Linked DNA regions of Homo sapiens: region 2 is linked to region 1. A link is an interaction called in ENCODE POLR2A ChIA-PET data of the cell type or tissue named here. Cell type or tissue: OCI-LY7. All regions are shown on one strand. Links, peaks and the distances in the headings refer to the core of each region. The heading gives the core; the rest is flanking DNA. Region 1 overlaps TSC22D4-C7ORF61 (TSC22D4-C7orf61 readthrough). Region 2 overlaps STAG3L5P-PVRIG2P-PILRB (STAG3L5P-PVRIG2P-PILRB readthrough).

Region 1 (8,323 bases), core at 273-8,272:
GGCACAGACGGCACCACGTCCGATGCCATGCTGCCCCCCGACCCAACCCGGCTCAGTCCCTGAAACTGGATGCCCAAAGTCCCCTCTAGGGGGAACCCCAGACCCTTAGAGAGTCCTGACCTCACTCTTACCTGGGGTCCCATATCAGCCCCTTCATTCCATGTATTCCAGTTGTAAAACAAGTATCAAAATATTGGGAAATAAATATCAGATAGTTCTGAGTCAGTATGGAGTGTGTTTGTGGACGGCGGGAGGGGATGAGAGGAGTTTGGGTGGGTCAGGGAGAGACCCCTAAGGTGAGGGCCTAAATCCCAGTAGGGGTCACCTGTGGGTCTATTTGGGGGGAAGCATGGTCAGCACGTTTCTGCTCTGGGTCCCACCCCCTTCTTGGGGCCAAAATGCCTGTTTGTAACTCCACCTTTCCTTATAAGGACGGTAACAGCTGCCATTCACCAAGGACCCAGTCCCGTCAGCTGCTGTCCTTAGCGATCCTACAAGAAAGGTATTTAGGGTGGATTACGGGACTTGTCCAAGGCTCAGCAAAGGAGGCCTTGCTGGAAACTGCCAGCTCCCAGGGGTAGCCCACTACCCTGCCTCTCTGGTGCTGAAGGGCTTTGCCATGGGCTTGGCTGTGGAGAGTTGTGCGTCTGCAGACGCACATGGGGGCTGTGGGAGATGCATCCACGTGCTGTGAAGGAACTCCAGCCCCGCTGCCTGCTGCCCGCGCCTCACCAAGAGCTGAAACTACACCTCCAGGGGGCTCTACAGGGACCATGCTCACGGCAGGGCCGGGTGAAGGCTGCAGCCTAGGAGCTGGGTGAGGGATTTGGCCTGGCACCGTGGGAATAAGGACCTAGAGGGAGGCTGTGGCAATTTGGAAGGAGGTTGGAGGGCAACGGAGACAACAAGAAGGGAGACCCAGCAGCCTCAGGTCCCCTCTCGGAGTAGCCAAGCCACATGAAGGTGCAGAGGTGGCTCTCCAGGAAAAAGCAGGGTTGTTTCACAAAAGCAACAGCAAGGCCGGGCACGGTGACTCATGCCTATAATCCCAGCACCTTGGGAGACTGAGGCGGGAGGATTGCTTGAGCTCAGGAGTTTGAGACCAGCCTGGGCAACATAACAAGACCTTATCTCTTAAAACATCTTTTTCACATGGTGAAACCCCGTTTCTACTAAAAATACAAAAAATTAGCTGGGTGTGGTGGCATGTGTCTATAATCCCAGCTACTTGGGAGGCTGAGACAGAATAATTTGAACCCGGGAGGCAGAGGTTGCAATGAGGTGAGATTGCACCAGTGCACTCCAGCCTGGGCAACAGAGTGAGACTCTATCTCAGAAAAAAAAAAAAAAAGAAAGAGAAAAGAAAGGTCATGTAGCTTTCATTCTGCACATGTTACACAGCAGGTGTTCAACACATGAGTTAAGTGACTTCACTGGGAATCAGTCCTGAGTGAAGCCTAAAGTCAAAGCCTGCTTTCAGGTTTTCAGGCGGGGCCTCAAAACAGACTAATAAAGAGCAGCTCATGTCTGGAGTTTTCAATCACCAATTATTCATCACGTCTCTATTATCTGCCAGGAACCCTTCTGGGGGTGAATGGTGTTGGTGCAGGATCTGAGTCCCAGGAAGCCCTGAGATTTAATGGGTCCTGAGGTTTGGAGTAGTACCTAGCTGTCTAACATCCGGGATCAGCCCCTCCGAGTCTTTAGAGATGAGCTCCTCATCGCTGGGGACCTGAGGTTTCAGTGAGAGGAGGGGAGGGGAGAGTAGGACGAAGCTGGGCCTCTGAGGGTCACTGGTAAAATAGCCTTGCAAGTAGCTACAGGCCCAGGAGCTCATCCAGGCTTGACGCTGTGGGCTTGTGGAAAGGAATACTGCTCTCGTTTGTCTTTGGCTTCTTCAGCTCTTGGGAGTGGAAGGGAAATTAAGGAAGGTGGGTTCAGCCAGCAACCAAGGCACATCCCATCACTCTCTCCTTCCCCAGATCTGGAGCCCTGTCTAGGCTTGGCTGAGCAGGCACAGGCAGACTTGTGGGAGAGGAAGGAAAGGGGTGGGCAGAAGGAAGCTGCCTCTTGATGACAGTTTTTTTGTGTGTTTTTTTGAGATGGAGTCTCACTCTATCGCCAAGGCTGGAGTGCAGTGGTGTGATCTCGGCTCATTGCAACCTCCGCCCGTGGGGTTCAAGTGGTTCTCCTGCCTCAGCCTCTGGAGTAGCTGGGATTACAGGTGCTTGCCACCACACCCATGTAACCGTTTTTGTTTTTTGGTTTTTTTTTTTTTTTTTTTGAGACAGAGTCTCACTCTGTCACCCAGGCTGTAGTGCAGTGGCATGATCTCCGCTGACGGCAAGCTCCGCCTCCCGGGTTCACACCATTCTCCTGCCTCAGCCTCCTGAGTAGCTGGGATTACAGGTACATGCCACCACGCCCGGCTAATTTTTTTTCGTATTTTTAGTAGAGAACGGGGTTTCACCATGTTAGCCAGGATCGTCTTGATCTCCTGACCTCGTGATCCGCCTGCCTTGGCCTCCCAAAGTGCTGGGATTACAGGCATGAGCCACCGCGCCTGGCCACACCCGGCTAACTTTTGTATTTTTAGTAGAGACAGGGTCTCACCATGTTGTCCAGGCTGGTCTTGCACTCCTGACCTCAGATGATCCACCTGTCTCAGCTCCCCGAAGTGCTAGGATTACAGGCGTGAGCCACTGCACCCGGCCAGTGGTTTTTGTTTTTTAGAGACAGGGTCTGGCTCTGTTGCCCAGGCTGGAGGGCAGTGGCGCAATCATGGCTCACTGCAGCCTCCAACTCCTGGACTCAAGCGATCCTCCCACCACAGCCTCCCGAATAGCTGAAACTACAGGTGTATGCCACCATGCCCAGCTAATTCTTTTTTAATATTTGTGGCGATGGGTTCTAGCTATGTTGCCCAGTCTGGTCTCAAACTCCTGGCCTCAAGCAATCCTCCTACCTCGGCCTCCCAAAGTGCTGGGATTACAGGTGTGAACCACTGCACCCAGCTAGGAATGTCATTTTGGAAGTGATAAAGAATACCATGTGCAGGAAGTAGTAGGAGGAGCCCTTGATGCGGAGTCAAGAGACCTTGGTCCTAGTCTCAATATTGCTACTACTTTGCTGTACGACTCTTATTTTTATTTTTTATTTATTTTTGAGACAGAGTCTCGCTCAGTTGGCCAGACAGGAGGACAGTGGCACAATCATAGCTCACTATAGCCTCCATCTCCTGGTCAATCCTCCTGCTTCTGCCTCCCAAAGGGCTGGGATCGCAGGCACTTGGTGATTTTTGAGAGTCACTTTCCTTCACTGAGACTCAAGCTCCTTAAATAAAATGATGACTTGATGGCTGGGCACAGTGGCTCACACCTGTAATCCCAGCACTTTGGGAGGCTGAGGTGGGTGGATCACCTGACGTCAGGAGTTCGAGACCAGCCTGGCTAACATGACGAAACCCTCTACTAAAAATACAAAAATTGGCTGGGCATGGTGGCTCACGCCTGTAATCCCAGCACTTTGGGAGGCCGAGGTGGGAGGATCACGAGGTCAGGAGATCGAGACCATCCTGGCTAACACGGTGAAACCCCGTCTCTACTAAAAATACAAAAAATTAGCTGGGCGTGGTAGCCGGCACCTGTAGCCCTAGCTACTTGGAAGGCTGAGGCAGGAGAATGGTGTCAACCTGGGAGGCGGAGCTTGCAGTGAGCTGAGATCTTGCCACTGCACTCTGGTCTGGGTGACAGAGTGAGACTCCATCTCAAAAAAAGAAAAAAAAATTAGCTGGGCATGGTGGCGCGCACCTGTCATCCCAGCTACTCGGGAGGCTGAGACAGGAGAATTGCTTGAACCTGGGAGGCAGAGGTTGCAGTGAGCTGAGATCACGCCACTGAACTCCAGCCTGGGCGATAGAATCAGACTCTGTCTTCAAAAAATAAAAATAAAAATAACAAACTTCCTCAGGCTTCAGGGAGTGTTGAGTTAACCTGCAGAAACAAGGTAAGTTCCTGGGAGGTGCTAACTAGCAGTTGCCGGAGACAGAACCAGCCCAGCCTTTGGGCTCACAAAGACCAGGTTCAAATTCTGCCTTTCCTGGCTGTGTGACCTTCAGCAAGTGAATTAACCTGTCTGAATCTCTGTCTCAAAAGCAAGGCTCTGTCTCAAGAAAAAAAAAAAAGGAAAATAAATGAAATAGTTATTAGAGTGTGGTCCTGGACCAGAGCATCGCATTCCCCAGAGAGTAGTAGAAATTCAAACTCCAGGCCCTGCACCGCAGACCTACTGAATCAAAAACCCTAGGATGGGGGCCAGCAATCTGTTTGAACACGCCTGCTGAAGTTTGGGAATCACTGCCACACTGCATGGGAATGTAGACTGTTGGGATTCTGAAGCTTAGGACATATCACAATCTCCTGAGAGCTTGTTAAAAACACAGATTCCAGGCCGGGCATGGTGGCTCACACCTGTAATCCCAGCACTTTGGGAGGCTGAGGCAGGTGGATCACGAGGTCAGGAGATGGAGACCATTCTGGCTAACGCAGTGAAACCCCGTCTCTACTAAAAATACGAAAAATTAGCCAGGCGTGGCGGCACTCACCTGTAGTCCCAGCTACTTGGGAGGCTGAGGCAGGAGAATTGCTTGAACCCGGGAGGTAGAGGTTGTAGTGAGTGGAGATTGCACCACTGCACTCCAGCCCGGTGACAGGGCGAGACTCTGTCTCAAAAAAATAAAACAAAAACAAAAAATAAAATAAGAAAAAAAAAACACAGATTCCAGGCCATGAACGGTGGCTCACGCCTGTAATCTCAGCACTTTGGGAGGCCAAGGCGGGTGGATCACCTGAGGTCAGGAGTTCAAGACCAGCCTGGTCAACATGGTGAAACCCTGTCTCTACAAAAATATAAAAATTAGCTGGGCATGATGGCAGGTGCCTGTAATCTCACCTATCTGGGAGGCTGAGGCAGGAGAATCGCTTGAACCTGGGAGGCAGAGGTTGCAGTGAGCCGAGATCAAGCCACTGCACTCCAGCCTGGGCAGCAGAGCAAGACTCCGTCTGAAAAAAAAAAAAAAACCCACAGATTCCAACTGGGTGTGGTGGCTCATGCCTGTAATCTTAGCACTTTGGGAGTCCAAGGTGGCAGGATCACTTGAGCCCAGGAGTTTGAGGCCAGCCTGGGCTACATAGCCAGACCCCATCTCTACAAAACAAACAGACAAAAAAGAAAAGTAGCTGCTGGTGGTGGTGGTATGTGCCTGTGGTCCCAGCTGCTCGGGAGGCTGAGGTGGAGGATGGCTTGAGCCCAGGAGTTTGAGGCTGCAGTGAACCATGATGATGCCGCTGCACTCCAGCCTGGGCAACAGAGCGAGAGCCTGTCTCAAACCAGACAAGACAAAACAAAACAAAAACCAGATTTTTGGCCTCAAAGTCAGAAACTGAGGTGGGGTCTGGGAATCCTTTTTTTTTTTTTTTTTTTGAGATGGGGTCTCACTCTGTTGCCCAAGCTGGAGTGCAGTGGCACAATCTCGGCTCACTGCAACCTCCGCCTCCCGGGTTCAAGCGATTCTCCTGCCTCAGCCTCCAGAGTAGCTGGGATTACAGGCGTGCACCACCACGCCCGGCTAATTTTTATATTTTTAGTAGAGACGGGGTTTCACCATGTTGGCCAGGCTGGTCTCGAACTCTTGACCTCGGGTGATCTGACCACTTCGGCCTCCCAAAGTGTTGGGATTACAGGCATGAGCCACCACGCCCGCTGGAATCGATATTTTAACCGGAGATGAGTTTTATTGGGGTGGGGGGTGCCCCGGAGGCTGCACTGCGGGGAGATCACAGAAGGCACCTTGGGGTATTGGAGACTCTGGCCTGGGGGACTGAGGACTCCCCTTGGGTGGAGGAGGGGAGATGCAGCTGGAGAGAGGACACCTGGACACCTGCCCAATCCAGTGACGTCAGCCTCGTCTGCTGTCAGAAGGGGGCGGGGCCTCGGGGGCGGAGTCTCTCCCGCCTCAGCCCTCGGTCTAGTCTGGCCACCTTCCCAGTCTGGTGGGTGCAGGTGGGGAGAAGCCTGGGTCTGGGGGCAACAAGCGCGGGTAAGACCTGTAGGGGGCCAGCTAGGGACGCCAGCGGGGGCCGGGTGGTCGGGCGTGGCGGCCGCGGCGAAGCTGGGGGACTTGAACAGCCTGTCTCGTCTTGGTCCTGACCTCCAGGTGGCGCCGCGGTGCGCGGACCGGCGTTAAGGTCGCGTCGCCCTTGGCCTCTGGCTGGGGAAGCCCCTACGGCCTAATGGGGGTGGTGGAGGAACTGCTAGAGGGGCTCTAGGCCATAGCCGGGAACAGAGAGACCTCCCTATGTGAGCCCCCGGAGACCCTGACCGCGGGCTCTGCCGCTCCTCCCAGCACCCCTACGACATTAGCCGATGGGGGAGCCGACATTAGCGGATGGATTCTTAAACACTAAAGGGTCTCCAGAGCATAAAATGGGCACTGGTGACACTGCTTCCACGGGACGGTTAGTTTCTAGTGAAAACAGCTTCTCCACTGCGCATGATGGCTCATGTCTGTAATCCTGACATTTCGGGAGGCCAAGGTAGGGAGAACTGCTTGAGCCCAGGAGTTCAAGACCAGCCTGGGCAATATAGTGAGACCCCATCTGTCGCTTTTTTTTTTTTTTTTGAGACGGAGTCTTGCTCTGTCGCCCAGGATGGAATGCGGTGGCGCGATCTCGGCTCATTGCAACCTCCACCTCCCAGGTTCAAGCGATTGTCGTGCCTCAGCCTCCCGAGTAGCTGAGATTACAGGCATGTGCCACCACGCCCAGCTCATTTTTTTGTATTTTTAGTAGAGAGATGGGGTTTCACCATGTTGGCCAGGCTGGTCTGGAACTCCTGACCTTAAATAATCCACCTGCTTTGGCCTCCCAAAGTGCTGGGGTTACAGGCGTGAGCCACTGCGCCCAACCATGAGACCCTATTTCTAAAAAAAATAATTTTAGGCCGGGTGCGGTAGCTCACGCCGGTAATCCCAGCACTTTGGGAGGCGGAGGAGGGTGGATCACCTGAGATCAGGAGTTCCTGACCAACCTGGCCAACATGGTGAAACCCTGTCTCTACTAAAAATACAAAAATCAGCCGGGCATGGTAGTGGGCGCCTGTAATCGCAGCTACTAAGGAGGCTGAGGCAGGAGAATCGCTTGAAACCGGGAGGCAAAGGTTACAGTGAGCCGAGATTGCGCCACTGCACTCCGCCTGGGCAACAGAATGAGACTCCGTCTCAAAAAAAAAAAAAAAGAAAAGAAAAGAAAAGAAAAAATAAATAATAATTAAATTAACTGGCCATAGTGCCATGCACCTAAAAGTCCCAGCTACTTGGGAGGCTGAGGTGGGAGAATTGCTTGAGTCCAGGAGTTAGAGGCTGCAGTGAGCTGTGATTGCATCACTGCACTCCAGCCTGGTTAACAGAGCAAGACCTTGTCTCAAAACAAAACAAAATTCAACAAAACAAATCCTGCCTCATCCGATTCTTGGCCAGGACACACTGGTGTGGAAACCCTCCTTCCCCACCAAGTTCGCATCCTGCCCGGCCCCCCGGGTTCCACCTGCAGCCACTCTATCCCTCTAGCCCAGAACTAACCCAGCCTCCACCCCTTGTCGTCCCTTTGTTTTCAGGATAACCTGAAATCCTAGCACTTTTGGAATAAACCTGTAATCCTAGCACTTTGGGAGTCCAAGGTGGCAGGATCGCTTGAGCCCAGGAGTTTGAAGCCAGCCTGGGCTACATAGCCAGACCTCATCTCTACAAAACACTCCCTGTGCCCTGGCCTTTCCTCAGCCTGGGGGCCAGTAGAAAAAGTGTGGGGCATTTCGAGGTTTTTCTCAGGTTGAAGGACTGGCAAGGTGTGTCTGTGGTAGTAACTTGTGGGGAAGGGACTGGGCCCTGATTCTCAGGGCTCTGCTTTGAGCCTAGGCTATATTTTATTTAATTTTAATATTTATTTATTTGTTTGTTTTGTTTTGTTTTTAGTTGTTTGAGAAGGAGTTTCGCTCTTGTTGCCCAGGCTGGAGTGCAGTGGCGTGATCTCGGCTCATTGCAACCTCTGCCTCCCAGGTTCAAGCGATTCTCCTGCCTCAGCCTCCCGAGTACCTGTGATTACAGGCATCTGCCACCACACTCCGCTAATTTTTGTATTTTTAGTGGAGACGGGGTTTCACCATGTTGGCAAGGCTGGTCTCAAACTCCTGATCTCAGGTGATCTACCACCTTAGTTAGCCTCCCAAAGTGCTGGGATTACAGGCATGAGCCACCGGGCCCGGCCTTATT
Region 2 (8,323 bases), core at 296-8,295, 110 kb after region 1:
GAGCCCTGGAGGAAGTGTGTCTTTTATTCACCCCAATATGGGGAGCCCAGAATTTATTGAGGGATTTAAAAGCCATGGTGCAAAGTTGACTACCCACCATTTTCATTTTTTTTTTCAATTTTTTAAGTCACATTATCCCCTAAATTCTCATTGTGTAAGATTCAAACAACATAGAACACAAAGTTCTCCTTTGGCCAGCTCCTTCTGTTCCCCTCCCTGTTTGAATTCTCATGAGGCTTGATCTTTAACATTATCATTTCTGTTTGTGTATTCCTTAGGAAGGCTAAGATTATGAAAATATTTTTATGGCTTTGTTTTTATGCATAACTCTATAAAGAGTTTCTTCCTAGTCCATGAAGAACTTTACTTTGGAGGTGGTGTTAAAAAGGCTGTGTAGGCCGGGCATGGTGGCTCATGCCTGTAATCCCAACACTTTGGGAGGCCGAGGCAGGCAGATCATGAGGTTAGGAGATCGAGACTGTCCTGGCTAACACGATGAAACCCTGTCTCTACTAAAAATACGAAAAAAATTAGCTGGGTGTGGTGGCGGGCGCCTGTAGTCCCAGCTACTCAGGAGGCTGAGGCAGGAGAATGGCGTGAACCCGGGAGGCGGAGCTTGCGGTGAGCAGAGATCGCGCCACTGCACTCCAGCCTGGGTGACAGAGCGAGACTCTGTCTCAAAAAAAGAAAAAAAAAAAGGCTGTGTAGCTGGGTGCAGTGGCTCATGCCTGTAATCCCAGCACTTTGGGAGGCCGAGGCAGGTGGATCACTTGAGGTCAGGAGTTCGAGACCAACCTGACCAACATGGAGAAATCCCATCTCTACTAAATATACAAAATTAGCTGGGTGTGGTGGCGCATGCCTGTAATGCCACCTACTTGGGAGGCTGAGGCAGGAGAACCGCTTAAACCCAGGGGCGGAGGTTGTGGTGAGCCGAGATCCCACCATTGCACTCCAGCCTGGGCACAAGAGCAAAACTCCGTCTCAAAAAAAGAGCCGTGTAACGTCTCAGGTGGAGGGCCAGGATTCCCCAGACCATTTGCTGCTGGGCTCCTTCCCTACTGTTTCAAAATGCCACCTTGATCATAAATTCTTACACATAGGTCTATATGTGGATTCTCTTTCACAGTCTATCCACTGGGTTGCTTATTCTAGTTTCAATATCACAAGGTCCTAACTGGAATGCTTTCATGTTCTGATATATGTGAGGGCCCTTACTCTCACAACTTCTTGAGTATTCCTTAACATTCTCCAAAATTGTGAACAGCAGAGCCACAAATAATTCCTAAGCTTGGCAATCTAAGTCCTGCATCCCACTTTCAGCCAGGAGGTACAGGCAAGATGGGACAGGTTTCACAATGGCCACCTCCTGCCTGACATTCCTTGGTGAAATCCCTGCAGCCCCAGCCCAAGTCCTGCTGAAGTAAAAGAGCCCAGTGGTCAGTCTGTAGAATCAGGCCCTCATGGGTTTGAAATAGGGCCACAATTTCATAGCTCTGCAAGCTTAACAGAGCAATTTCCCAAAGCAGCAGGATCCCAACAGGGACTGCTCCACAGAGTAAATGAGAGGATCAAGTCAGTGAGTGCAGGGGCAGCACTCTACTCAGCCCTGGCTCGTGCCCCAGTACAGGCTGTGACCGTCCTGTGATATAAAACATTCCTCGAGTTTGGTTTCTTCTCACCAGGAATCAGGATTAGCTTTCTTTGTGGCTTGTGTGAAAGATGCGATGACACAAGTTCATCTCTATTACACCTTCCCAGGCAGATCAACTGTATGTCAATGTCCCCTCTTCAGGGGCGGCTGTCTTCCGTCCTAGCACTGCTTCCACTGGAAGAGTCTGAGCTCCTCATCCTAGCCTTGGTTCTGGGCAGCAAACAGCCCAGCCCTGAGCAGCCTCTGTTCTTCTGTAGGCCCATGGGGCCCACTGCAGACAGGAACCCAGGCAGCTGATTCAGATGGCCTCAATTCCTGGGGCCAAAACACAGGGTCCTGGAGGGCCTAGTCTCACCACAGAGAAAGGGAAATGACTATAAAAATCCAAAATATTTTTGACAGAGGACTAGAGGCCTCCTCCCTCCCCTAAATGCTTTGGCACTTGACACAACCTTAGGGAAAAGGAAGGAAGCCAAGAAGACTCAGGAGTTAAATTTTCTCAGCAGCTGGGCAGAAAAAGAGCTTGAAATCATAGAGGAAAAATAAAGTTGTTTCTGCTCTTCTGAGTTTGTAGCATAAGACTTGTCACTGCTGCATTTATTTTTACATGCATGTTTTAAATGTTGTGAAAAGGGCTGCTTTTGTTCCTCTGTAACTTTAATTATAGCTTATCCTTTATCACAGTAATACAGCTAATGCAAGATAGCGTCTTCAGTGGATACTATGTGCTAAACCCATTCTCAGTGATGCACGTACATCAGCTCCATACTTAGCAATTGCTTTATGTGGGAAATAACTTGCCCGGGGTGGAAGGGCTACTTACACAATGAAGCCAAAATTTAAACCCTGACAAAAATTTTCGCTTCAGAACCCATAATATTCAGCATTATGCGGAGCTGCCTTCTCCCACACCTTGGTTAAAAAATTAAATTGAATTACAAGACTGTGTCAGCAAACGGCAGTCCTTTGCCCTGGCAGTGCAGAAGCCAGGAGTTGAACCCGTGTCTCTCACCAGGTTAAGCTGCCTCGCTAAGTTTGGATGTGACCTCAGAAACAGAGGCTATTCCAGCAATACAAGATGCTTTATTTTTCGGCTTCTACCTATGCCACCCAATCCCTTCACTGGGCCTAACTTAGTGAATCAAATTAAGTATATTTCCCTCCAAGTTTCCCCAGGATTCTGGGCTCCTTTGCACACTACAGGTTTTCTCTAAACGCCCCGGGTTTATCTATCCTTTGGTGAATTTTCAACTCTTCTCCTTATTTCTCTGCCCTGTCCTGACCAAAAATCTTCAGTGCCTGTTTCTCTCTGCCATCCAAATCCCACACACATCTAGGGGTGAATCGGTGAATCTGCACTGATGAGTGACTCGTCTTGTGAATCCTTTCTAGGATCTCAGTATTTCATCCTATCCCGAGGGAAGGCTCTAAAGAGCTCAAGGAAGACCTCACGATGTCTATGTGTGAGAAGAAACCTTTCACCCCTTCACTATCACACCCCATCATCCAAGCACACACTCCTCTTTCATCCCATAAACCCCAGTCAGTGTCACCTGGAGTAATAAGGATGGGGCGACTTACCTAGTAACTGAAGACTCTCAGTAATCTGAAAAAAAAAAATCCCTTCACATTTTAACTCAGGAGATAACACCAACAAGTCACTTCCGGCAGACCTCATGGCCACACTGCAAGTTAAAAAAGGTAAAGCCTTATTGAAAATCATTGAAAATAATCTTAAAACAATTATTCAATATTAACAGACAATGCCCAGCAGTGCCATGTGGGAGGCAAGCCACCCAGCTGCCAAGGCAAGAGACCGAGGGCACAAGCTGTTCCAGTATAATAAAGAAAATACATAGAATAAGAATAGTGATACTAGAAATAGATTATAGATATGATTATATATTAATATTACTAATCATTAGTTTATAGCATTACTCTTTATTCCAATATTATAATAATCTTTGTTCTACAATTATAACCTAGGAAAAACCAGGCCATACAGAGATAGGAGCTGAAGGGACATGGTGAGAAGTGACCAGAAGGCAGGAGTGTGAACCCTCTGTCACGCCCGGACAGGGCCACTAGAGGGCTCCCTGGTCTAGTGGTAATGCCAGTGCCTGGGAAGGCACCCGTTACTTAGCAGACCTTGGTCTAGCAGTGGTGCCAGTGCCTGGGAAGATAACTGTTACTTAGCAGACCGGGAAAGGGAGACTCCCTTTCCCTGGGGGAGTTAGAGAAGACGCTGCTCCACCACCTCTTGTGGAAGGCCTGACATCAGTCAGGCCCGCCCACAGCCATCCGGAGGCCTAACCGTCTCCCTGTGATGCTGTGCTTCAGCAGTCACCCTCCTGTTTCACTTTCATGTTCCGCTCTGTACACCTGGCTCCACCTTCTAGATGGCAGTAGCAGAATTAGTGAAAGTATTAAAGTCTTTGATCTTTCTGAGAAGAGCATAGAAGAAATAATGACGTACACTGTCCTCTCTCTCTCCGCCTCAGCTACCTAAAAGGGAAAGGCCCCCTGTCTGGTGGACACGTGACTCATGTGACCTTATCTATCAATGGAGATGACTCACACTCCTTACCCTGCCCCCTTTGCCTTGTATACAATAAATAGCAGCGCTGTCAGGCATTCAGGGCCACTACTGGTCTCCGCGTCTAGGTGGTAGTGGTCCCCCTGGCCCAGCTGTCTTTTCTTCTATCTCTTTGTCTTGTGTCTTCATTTCTACCATCTCTCATCTCCGCACACGAGGAGAAAAACCCACAGACCCAGTAGGGCTGGACCCTACAGTGCCAGCCCCTGAAAAGCACTGCTCTGCATCACTTACCAGGCTGGGCAAAGGCCTCCATGCCTGCTACCTAAGCTGGCCTCAGCTTGTCCAGCCTGGCCTGGGCCTGGCCAGTGGGAGGTGCTGCTGAGAAGCCAGAGCCCTGGGCTGTCCTGGACGGCCAGCAGGGGGCTTGCTGGCATGAACCCTTCACAGCTGAGCCTGTCAGGGTGAGGGCGTGCACAAAAAAGTATCCACAGATGTTGTGCAGTAGAAATAAAGAAACATTCTAACCTTTTAAGACAAAAAGACAGTATCGCTTCTTGGCCTTTTGGCCAAGATCAAGTGTAGATAAAAACATGATAAGTCATGATTCCCCTGGAAAATGATCAGTATCCTGAGGGAAGAGAGGCAAACCCCCAGCCCATCACCACACACTGCAGCTCACACACTTCAGGTTTTGTGCTCCCAGACAATGCCTGTCCTCATGAGAGCACTGTTGTCTGCGCCGGGAAATCATCCTCTGACCTGTTCACAAGTCTTCTAGATGAAGATTTTCAGCAGGTTTGGATCTATTTAAAAAGTGGTAACTGCAAAGAGGCACCTAATCCACTTGGATTTGCCTGTTTTTGAGAGGTACTCCTGGCAGTTATGAAGGTCATTAAAATTAAGTATCAGAATAAATTGAACTTTTTTTTTTTTTTTTTGAAACAGAGTCTCGTCCAGTTGCCAGGCTGGAGTGCAGTGGTGCAATCTCGGTTCACTGCAACCTCCGTCTCCCGGGTTCAAGCGATTCTCCTGTCTGAGCCTCCTGAGTAGCTGGGACTACAGGCGCATGCCACCAATTTTGTTGTATTTTTAGTAGAGACAGGGTTTCACCATGTTGGCCAGGATGGTCTCAATCTCTTGACCTCCTGATCTGCCCACCCTGGCCTCCCAAAGTGCTGGGATTACAGGCCTGAGCCACCGCACCCAGCACTAAACTGAACTTTCAACTGAACTTCAGAAAATGTTGAACCATGATTTAAAAAAATGTTTCTCACTTTGTTCTCACTAAACCCTTTTTTGAAAGTAAAGGGTGGCCGGGCGCGGTGGCTCACGCCTATAATCTCAGCACTTTGGGAGGCCGAGGCGGGCGGATCATGAGGTCAGGAAATCGAGACCATCCTGACTAACACAGTGAAACCTCGTCTCTACTAAAAATACAAAAGGTAGCTGGGCATGGTGGCGGGCGCCCGTAGTCCCAGCTACTCGGGAGGCTAAGGCAGGAGAATGGCGTGAACCCAGGAGGTGGAGCTTGCAGTGAGCTGAGATCGTGCCACTGCAATTCCAGCCTGGGTGACAGACCGAGACTCCGTCTCAAAAAAAAAAAAAAAAAAAAAAAAAAAAAAGAGCAAAAAGGTATTTTGCAGTGCTAACCAATGAAATATTTTAAAACACTTATTTCAACTCATGTGTTACATTTTTAATGTGTATAATATAGAAGAATTAGTATATGTTTATATAACTTACAATTTTTAAAAAAACCTTGATATAAATGTCCTAACATTGGGAGTCTTATGACTCTAAGGCCCAGTTCCAGTTGCTTTGGCTACGTAACAAACCCCTCCAGACTGAGTGCTGTCAACCACCATCTTATTATGCTCATGGACTCCACAGTCAGGAATTTGCAAAGTGCACAGAAAAGATGGGCTGTCTCTGCTCCCTGATGTCTGGACCTCAGCTGGGAAAACTGAAAAACAGGGGAGGTTGGAATCATCTGACTCCCGTCTTGACTGAGTCTGGCAGCCAACATGGATGTTGGCTGGGACCTCGGTGAGGACTGCTGGCAAGAACACCTACACACGGCCTTTTCCTTTGACTGCTGGCCTTGCTCACAGAATGGTGACCGGGTTCCCAGTGTGAACCCAGGTACAGGAAGAGACAGGAAACGGAAACTGCCAGTTTCCTTAAAATCTGGGCCCACTAACTAGCATGGCATCATTTCCACCATCTTCTATTAGTCAAGCATCACGAAGCCCATATTCAAGAGGAGACAACCTAGACCCAGCCTCTCAATAAACAGTGTCAAAGGCTTTAGAGAGCATGGTGTCAAGCTCCCAGATTCTAAGGCTGTGACTCAACCCAGTGCACTGGGCTGCCTGGCTGTACACAGGTGTCCATATTGATGCAAAGCCCCCAAGCTGCTCTTATCCTCTTGTGAAGCACCCTTAGCTTGGTTGGTATTTAAATAACTCAGGAATCGTTCCCCTCCTGGATTCTTAAAGACCTCCGCATCTTCTCCTCAGTTCTCCCACTCTGTTCCCTCATCCCACAAAACAGGCTCCTTTCCCCAGAACTATTCTACCTGAATACAGGCTAAAGATCGCCGAATGAGTTAGCCTTCCCCCACACCCCAGCTCGGACTCCCCCAGGGCTACCTTTCCAAAAGGAGACTCACAACTCAATTTCTTCTAGCTTTCATCTGGGAGGGGCAGGTGGGGGAGGGGAGGGAGAATGGAAGGGGCGAGGCGGTCTTGGCTGAGTGACCTGATCGCAGGAAGTCACGGCTCCTTCTGCACAGATCACTAGCTGGATGGCTGTGTCTGGCCTAGGAGACCACAGTGAGAACCTGTCACTAAAGCAGGTGCCCATGATGGGAAGAACTAGAAATTATATCTAAAGAGAAAGGCTGAAGCATTCCTTAAACCACAAAAGAAAACAGTGAAAGTACAAAATGACAACATCTGTCTTCAAATACTGCTTGTCAGAGGGACAAGAGAGAAGAGAGGTGCTGTGCTGCTCCACAAGGCAAAACAAGAGCAAACAAGTCTGTCTGAGTTTCAAGAGGCTGGCCCTGAGGCTGCACTGTGGCAGTCTAGGTGAGAGACGATGGTGACAATGTGTGGAGGACATAGGCCAGAGAATTTTCTTCACCAAGTCTTGACAGAATTTGGTGAAGAACTAGCTGGAGAAGGCAAGAGTGAAGGTGACATTGTCACTTGGATTTTAGGGTTGGACATTTAGAGTAACTCCTTAGTTTCCTTTTAACTCTCAGATACTGTGATTTGATCAAATTCCAAATTATGACAGGTATCTTTCGGATGAGAGGATAAAATTTCCTTTGGAAAGAACCCATGGATGAAGGCTGCCAGGACACAGGGTCTGGCCTGGCTCACGTGGGTGAGACAGGTAGTTTCACAAGGTCCTGCTCCACTCTGCCACCTGTCAGCACAACTTTTACTACTGCAGAGGCTGAGGCCACTAGATAAACTACTCACAGGCAGTCAAACTCTCCCCATCTCTACTGCCTCACCCCGCCTCTCAGTTACTAAGCAATACTTCCTGGAGAGCCTGTAGACAAAGCACCTGCGGGGTGTGGGGACACCTATACACTGGGCCATGGGACAAGGCGGACCAAGAACCTGACCTCCATCAGTTTAACGATCTCAAGCCACACCTTGGGAACGTGTGGATTCAAACATGTTTATTGAGTGAATCATTAGGACACAAAATAGGCTGAAAAAGATGTTCCAAAAATCCAGGAGACTATGGGCTACTTCCATTAAACACAGAGGTGCTGCCCTTCTCCACTCCAAACAGAACAGGAAAAAGGCAAGGGGACTGGGCCACAGTGCATTAGGGAGGACAGGGTCTCTCGGCTTCTCTACCCCAACATCACCAGAGGGAAAGGTTAGGTTAGAAAAACAATGCCCCACTCTTTCCCCTCAGAGCCCAGGGCTGAAGCCTGGGGGAATGCTTCATTTTGCTCCTTTTCTCTTTGCCTTTTCCAAATGGTCACATTCTTGAGGTAGGGAGTGGAGCTGGGGAGGGGCCCAGAGTCCTGTCAGAAATCCTATAATGAGAAAGATGAAAGGAATACACAGGTGCACCACCACGCCCAGCTACCTTTTCGTATT

Evidence for each region. Peaks named below come from ENCODE experiments on the same cell type or tissue, not always from the same donor. Only the 100,000 strongest peaks of a DNase experiment are listed, where the experiment ranks them.
Region 2: POLR2A ChIA-PET joins it to region 1 with 19 read pairs; 3 of 35 experiments call an interaction of 5 or more read pairs at or near these places.

Annotation. Positions count from the first base shown.
Region 1 is chr7:100,448,518-100,456,840 of GRCh38, reverse strand. It overlaps TSC22D4-C7ORF61 (TSC22D4-C7orf61 readthrough), which reads left to right. Exons shown (of 6, transcript NM_001395846.1): 6 at 1-221. The coding sequence ends at 89. SPACDR (sperm acrosome developmental regulator) reads left to right here. Exons shown (of 3, transcript NM_001004323.3): 3 at 1-221. The coding sequence ends at 89. Among named protein-coding and RNA genes, the nearest start is that of SPACDR, 12 kb to the left of the region's middle. RefSeq lists a silencer at 5,952-6,051. In OCI-LY7, for the core only: CTCF peaks have their summits at 5,991 (motif pointing right) and 6,197 (motif pointing right); DNase peaks (open chromatin) are centred at 5,970 and 6,240; H3K4me3 peaks cover 940 bases; H3K27ac peaks cover 616 bases.
Region 2 is chr7:100,340,881-100,349,203 of GRCh38, reverse strand. STAG3L5P-PVRIG2P-PILRB (STAG3L5P-PVRIG2P-PILRB readthrough) reads right to left here. Exons shown (of 17, transcript NR_036570.1): 4 at 3,236-3,339. It also overlaps the pseudogene STAG3L5P. Among named protein-coding and RNA genes, the nearest start is that of STAG3L5P-PVRIG2P-PILRB, 9.0 kb to the right of the region's middle. RefSeq lists an enhancer at 3,867-4,516. In OCI-LY7, for the core only: CTCF peaks have their summits at 3,714 (motif pointing right), 4,336, 4,536 (motif pointing right) and 7,631; DNase peaks (open chromatin) are centred at 3,655, 4,163, 4,502, 7,683 and 2 weaker places; H3K4me3 peaks cover 426 bases; H3K27ac peaks cover 4,446 bases.